Linked DNA regions of Mus musculus: region 1 is linked to region 2. Evidence: chromatin loops called from intact Hi-C (ENCODE). Cell type or tissue: left cerebral cortex. All regions are shown on one strand. Each heading gives the region's core, and the rest is flanking DNA. Links, peaks and the distances in the headings are about the cores only. Region 1 overlaps Col15a1 (collagen, type XV, alpha 1). Region 2 holds the start of Gm52733 (a long non-coding RNA gene).

What was found. Hi-C counts contacts between places; a loop is a spot of excess contacts. Peaks named below come from ENCODE experiments on the same cell type or tissue, not always from the same donor. Only the 100,000 strongest peaks of a DNase experiment are listed, where the experiment ranks them.
Region 1: a loop joins it to region 2, with 6 times the contacts of the local background. A loop is called at or near these places in 2 of 42 quality-filtered maps.

Annotation. Positions count from the first base shown.
Region 1 is chr4:47,311,891-47,314,697 of GRCm38, reverse strand. Col15a1 (collagen, type XV, alpha 1) reads right to left here. Exons shown (of 40, transcript NM_009928.3): 40 at 1,533-2,621. The coding sequence ends at 2,408. Among named protein-coding and RNA genes, the nearest start is that of Gm52732, 10 kb to the right of the region's middle. In left cerebral cortex, for the core only: no CTCF peak of the experiment used is centred there; a DNase peak (open chromatin) is centred at 1,807; H3K4me3 peaks cover 369 bases; H3K27ac peaks cover 983 bases.
Region 2 is chr4:47,249,507-47,252,313 of GRCm38, reverse strand. All of the region lies in intron 5 of Col15a1 (collagen, type XV, alpha 1), which reads right to left. It overlaps Gm52733 (a long non-coding RNA gene), which reads left to right and starts at 237. Exons shown (of 3, transcript XR_003955398.1): 1 at 237-386; 2 at 1,125-1,182; 3 at 1,774-2,807. In left cerebral cortex, for the core only: a CTCF peak has its summit at 1,180 (motif pointing left); DNase peaks (open chromatin) are centred at 71, 429 and 1,059; H3K27ac peaks cover 2,017 bases.

The DNA of each region.
Region 1 (2,807 bases), core at 275-2,774, 62 kb before region 2:
ATGGTACAGGACATGACGTGGCCCATCAGAAGAGTCTATGTGGTTTGCCTAAGAGACCCTGTGAAAGACCAGACAGGTAGATTTTGGCATGGGACAGGAAAGATTAGCAAGGCAAACACTCAGTGAAGTCTCTTGAATGCCAAGCACAGGATTGGAATGATTGGTCAGAGTGCACGTAGCTGTAGTTGACTCTTGTCTGTGAACGTAGGTCCTCCAGGGCATGCAGAGGGGGAAAGTCTCACCACCCTCTCCTAGGGTCAGGAGAAGTGGGCATCTCTCTTCCTGGCTTCCCTCAGCTCTGCTCCACCGTGTCCTTTCTATGGTCTCTGTTCTGGTGGGCTCTGACTGGTGTGGGTGACATCTATACTTCCTGACTCAGCACCCTCCTGTCCTCTTCCTCGTGCCACTGTGCCCATGCCAAGAACTCCCCACCTGTAACTTAGCACTGGATCTGTCCCCAGCCATCTACCACTGGGACTTTCCCCTGTAGCCATTTCTGTTTCTGACTCATTAGAAAGATTCTATGCTCTTCCTGCTGTGGATTTTGAAGTGGACGGTCTGGGTTGTTTTGTTTTATATTGTTTTGGTTTTGTTCTGAATTTCCTTCCTACTTCAAGGACTTAGGAGGATGCAGTCACTCCGATGACTTTCTGGGCCAGTCCCCACTGAATGGGAAGAAATAGCTCAGCATGCTTCTTGCCTACTGATGATGTTTCCAGAATCATGCACTTGGAGTGGAGATGGAACCAACAGGCATCCATATCCAGTGGTGCCTTGAGAGGACTTTGGGCCTGAGCCTGAAGCCAGCCCTGCACGTGCCAGCCACATGACTGGACCCAGGAAGGAGCCGAGCCTCCACTTGCATTTTTTCTTCATTTGTAAAGTAGAGGTTTAGAATGTACCCACTTTGCAGAGCTGGGGACCTCGTTTACCGATGATAAACTTTTACTGAGTGAAGCAGATACTGAGTGTGTCTATCCTGTTCACTGAGTGTGTCTATCCCGTTCACTGAGTGTGTCTATCCCGTTCACTGAGTGTGTCTATCCCATTCACTGAGAGTGTGTCTATCCCGTTCACTGAGTGTGTCTATCCCGTTCACTGAGAGTGTCTATCCTGTTCACTGAGAGTGTGTCTATCCCGTTCACTGAGTGTGTCTATCCCGTTCACTGAGTGTGTCTATCCCGTTCACTGAGTGTGTCTATCCCGTTCACTGAGAGTGTGTCTATCCCGTTCACTGAGTCTATCCCGTTCACTGAGAGTGTCTATCCTGTTCACTGAGAGTGTGTCTATCCTGTTCACTGAGTGTGTCTATCCCGTTCTCCTTGAGAGAGACAGAAGAGCCCAAAGCCATGCACTGAGACCCTGAGGCAACCACAGCAGAGCTTGCCTCCCACTCAGAGTCATCCCTACCTCACCCCGACCCCTCTTGTCTCCAGTGCTAGTGACAATATTAGCACACACACCCAGCCCTCTTCTGCCACAGTGCCAAGGAATGAAGGACCCAGGGGGAAAGACGTAAACAGGAGAAAGCACCTGGAAAAGATGTCTTTATGTTCTTACATGGAAAAAGATATCAAAGTCTATAGCACAATGATACAGAGATTTTTTTCTTTTCAGAAAATTCCTCTCAGCCAATCTGTTTCAGCTGCAGTCGTAATTCAAGGCTTGCCAAATGGAAATCATAAGACCGGGGCGGGGGAATGGGAAGGGACAGTAGAGAGGGGGAGGGAAGGATTCTGTGCTGTTTCTCTCCTAGAGTTTTAACTTCCCAGCAAGTCAGAATTACATCAACAGATGCCACGCTCAGCTATGACTGGGTAAACACGCAGAACTCTACAGCATGATGGCAATACTATTTTAGTGGGGACCACACCAAAGCCGGAGGAAACATGAGCGGGATCGTCTGAGCGGATCCCTTTCCCTGGCTGTGTGCGCGTGCGTGGAGTCACCAAGCGCCTGGATCACTCGTGACTTAGGAAGGGCCTGTGTGTCTAAAAGCTGATGTTGTAAGCAAACACAAAGCACATTTTACACTCAACAGCCATGGTTGCAAGGAAGAAATCGCTTTCTGAAGAATGCACTGGGGAATCATGCTGGCCTGTTTTCAGACTGTCCTACTCTGTGTCAGGGAATGTGTTCACACTGCGGGGGGTGGGGGTGGGGGGCGCGGGGGGGTCTTCCTGCAGAATCTAGCACCAATATGTGGATTGGATTTGACTTGGATCTGAGTCCTTTCTGTCTTTCCTTTTGAGTATACTGAGGTATGTTTTCTTTGGTTTCTCTTTTGACAGATGTGTAATATATATAAAAACCAAACTTGTAATATTTACAACATTTTAGACTTCAGTGTCAACTCTTCACATAAGAAATATCTTAGAACACTCTCTTAAGAATCATGGGAAGGTTATCACTTCCTAGTGTCTGTCATGAAACTGTTTTCGATGCACAGCACGATTAGCCTGTTAGCACAGCTGTAAGCTTTCTGGTCCAGAATCTTCCCTGTGCTCAGTGGGGAGGCAAATCCGGTTACTGCCATGTCCGTGGTTCGCCAGGCTTCACAGTACTTGTCCACAAGACGGACACCATGGGGGTTGGAGCCGTGCCAGACCACCTTCTGGGGCCTAGAAAGGAATTTTATAGTGTTACTTTTTAAATGGCATTTTTTTAATAACAGGAAGTTCTTCATTTCTTTTTATTTTATTTTACAGTTTGTGTGTGTGTGTGTGTGTGTGTGTTTCAGAGTTCAACACTGCATGTCTTCCTCAATCATTCCCTACTCTATTTTTTGAAGCACAGTCTCTCACTGA
Region 2 (2,807 bases), core at 34-2,533:
TCTGTGGAGAAAGTGAGGTGCCTCATCTCAAACACACGGCTCTTGGCTGCAGAAGGAATACGGGCGAGGAACCAAGTGTGGGCTGTGACAGTGTAGGCAGATCTAGTCTGAAGACTTCCGTGCCTTTTCAAGTTATTGTGGAGGTGTGTTTGTGTGGCTTTGCTTTGCTTTTGCCCACCCTCACAGTCACAATCGGATGTGCTCACTCACAGGTAGGTTCCTGTGGATCCACTATGTGCCCGGCTGTGGGCTGAGCCCTGGGGCACAGAACAGCCTCACAGGCTGTTATCACAGAGCACACAGGACAGCAGAAGCAAGAGCCAAGCTGGAAACAGGGGCATGGAAGCAAGTGGCCTCATGGGAGAGGATTTGGCCTGGATCCTGAGGTGGATAAGAATTTGCCAGAAGGAAGGAAGGAAGGGCGGGTGGAGTGGGGGTTCCAGGCAAGCAGAACTGCACAGAGCTGTCGGAATTGGAAGTCCCAGATGGTATGTCTGGGAAGCCGAGAGCCCTTAGGTGTGGCTGGAAGAGGTCCTGGCTGTGTCTGGGAATCACCCTCAGAGCTCTCTGCCAGTGTAGATTCTTGCTTTGCTCAGACACGCTGAACACCCCAGGGAAGCAGCCCTGGGGCTTCTTTAGTAAAGATCTCTGTCGGTTCCACACACATTTGGGTACAGGTGATTCATGTGTACAGCCAGAGCTGAGAAACAGAAGTTAATTCTAACTCAGCAGAAGGTACTTTTTTTTTTTTCAGATATGCAAAGGCACATGAACAGGAGCTGGCTCGGCAGGAGAGAAAGGCATGGGGCAGCAGAGGTGCCGACCCTAAACAGGACGAGCAGGGAGGGCTGGACAGGCTGTCTCTGGCTCTGTTTGTCAGTTAGAGTCCATGTCCCGGAGGGTAGCAAGCTACAAAGGCTGAAATGGAGAAGTGAGATTCTGACCAAGAAAGAAGCCAGACAGAGAAAGGAAGGGCTGTCTGAGACCAAGAGGGAAATTCCCTGTGCCAAAAAAGAGCCACGATGCCCTTTAAGGTAGAGTGAGGGTGTGGCCCAAGATGTGGCTCTGTCACCTTCAGGCCATGTGGCCTCAACAACACTGCTGTTCCACGCCCTCTCCTATAGAACAGACCACAGAAGCCCTCTCTGACATGAATCTGAACTCAGCAGCGCCCTCTGGAGGGTGAGCATGTGTAGGTGGAGGAACGAATGTAGAGGGACAGAAGAATCCTGAGGATGGTGTCTGCCATGTGGGTGTTGGGAACCAGCAGCTTTGGGACCAACAGGGTGGGTCTAGGGGAGTTCTCTTAAGCAGAGGACAGCCATAGAGGGTTTGCACAACAAGACACCAGCAAGCCAGTGTGGAGGGGATTCCAAAAGAACAGGGAACCAACTGCATTGAGTCTGGCCCTGAGCTCCTTGGCTTCTTGAAATCTTCACCAGCTAGTTTGCAGTGACCACCACAAGCCTTTACCCACCACTGCTGTGTATCGAGGTCTACTTGAGTGTTTGGACCATGTGGTTTGTCCACCTCTCAGACCAATCCACGGAGCAGGCATGCTCTGGACTAATGGGGGAAGCTATCTTAGAGACATTAGGTCTCCTGCTGAAGGCCAGTAGCCAGGAACAACAGGGCTAGGACCTACTGTGGGTAGGTCTCTGAGTACAGCCCTTCTCCCAAGTTTCTAAGAACTGGAGAAAGAAAAGAACGGGCTGCCTCAGAGACCCAAGTGCACCACGCCACTAGCCATTTCTCTTTCCATCACTTCTCCAGGTCTTCAGAGATCAATGTCACACCCTTTCCAGGTTGCTGCTGTCCCCTGCTCCCCACATCAGTCCCTATATCTGAAGCACTGGTGTCATGGTGGATCACCTTCCATGCAGGGTGCAAGGAAGACATCGTATCCACAGAACCGTGAGCTCTCTTCCTCTCCTGGTCGCCCTCTATGCTTGTCCTAAGATGGCTGTCTCCACGTTCCCCTCCCAAATCCGTGCCCCATTCTCACCCCTGTGACCCTCTCACCTCTCAGACCCTACTGCACTTTCTGGTCACTCTAGGAACCGCCAGGTTGTTAGTATTCTGAGTTAGCCTCTCTCTAGGTTATGAACTTGTCTATACAAAGCAACGTCATGCTTTGAGCCCTGAGCATGTGGCCCACTGACCTGTGCCAGGATGTGCCCATGGGTGGCTAAGCCTAATGGACACACAGGACTCCAATACTGCCCCCAAGCAGTGCACAGACTCCTGGATCCTCAGCTTCCCCATCTCAGCCAAGATTGGCCAAGGTCTTGGGGGTGCAGTGCCACAATCCCACCCAGACCACCCTTGGTTGGGTAGATATCAGGAGACCTGTGCTCTCAGTTTGCCCAGGTTCCCTTTCTGGTATAGACATCTGTCTAAGTCTTTCTAGCGTTAGCAGACTATGGTTCTTACCTGCCACACCCACATCCCTGCTGCCTGAGGTCTATACTGTACAGTCCCTGCCTTACTTCTGTTTCCCTGCTCTCTATCAGAAGCTTTCACTGAGTGCTGCGCCCAGCCTGGGAGCTGTCTTTGCTTGCAGCTCAGACGCTCCTTGCTATTATCAAAAGATGGGAGATCCTTGCAACTCCATGGTCTGACTCAAGGCTTTGGAAACCCCTTTCTCTTCTCTGCAGAACTCAGTCCCAGGAGGGAGAAATGTGGATGCTGGGATGAGGTGGGGGCTGCTTTGCCATGGGTTCAACACAACACTCAGTATCATTCAGGGTTATTTCCCTCATGCCGGGGACTTTCTGAGGCTCTCTCCTGACTGCCTTGTCTACCTC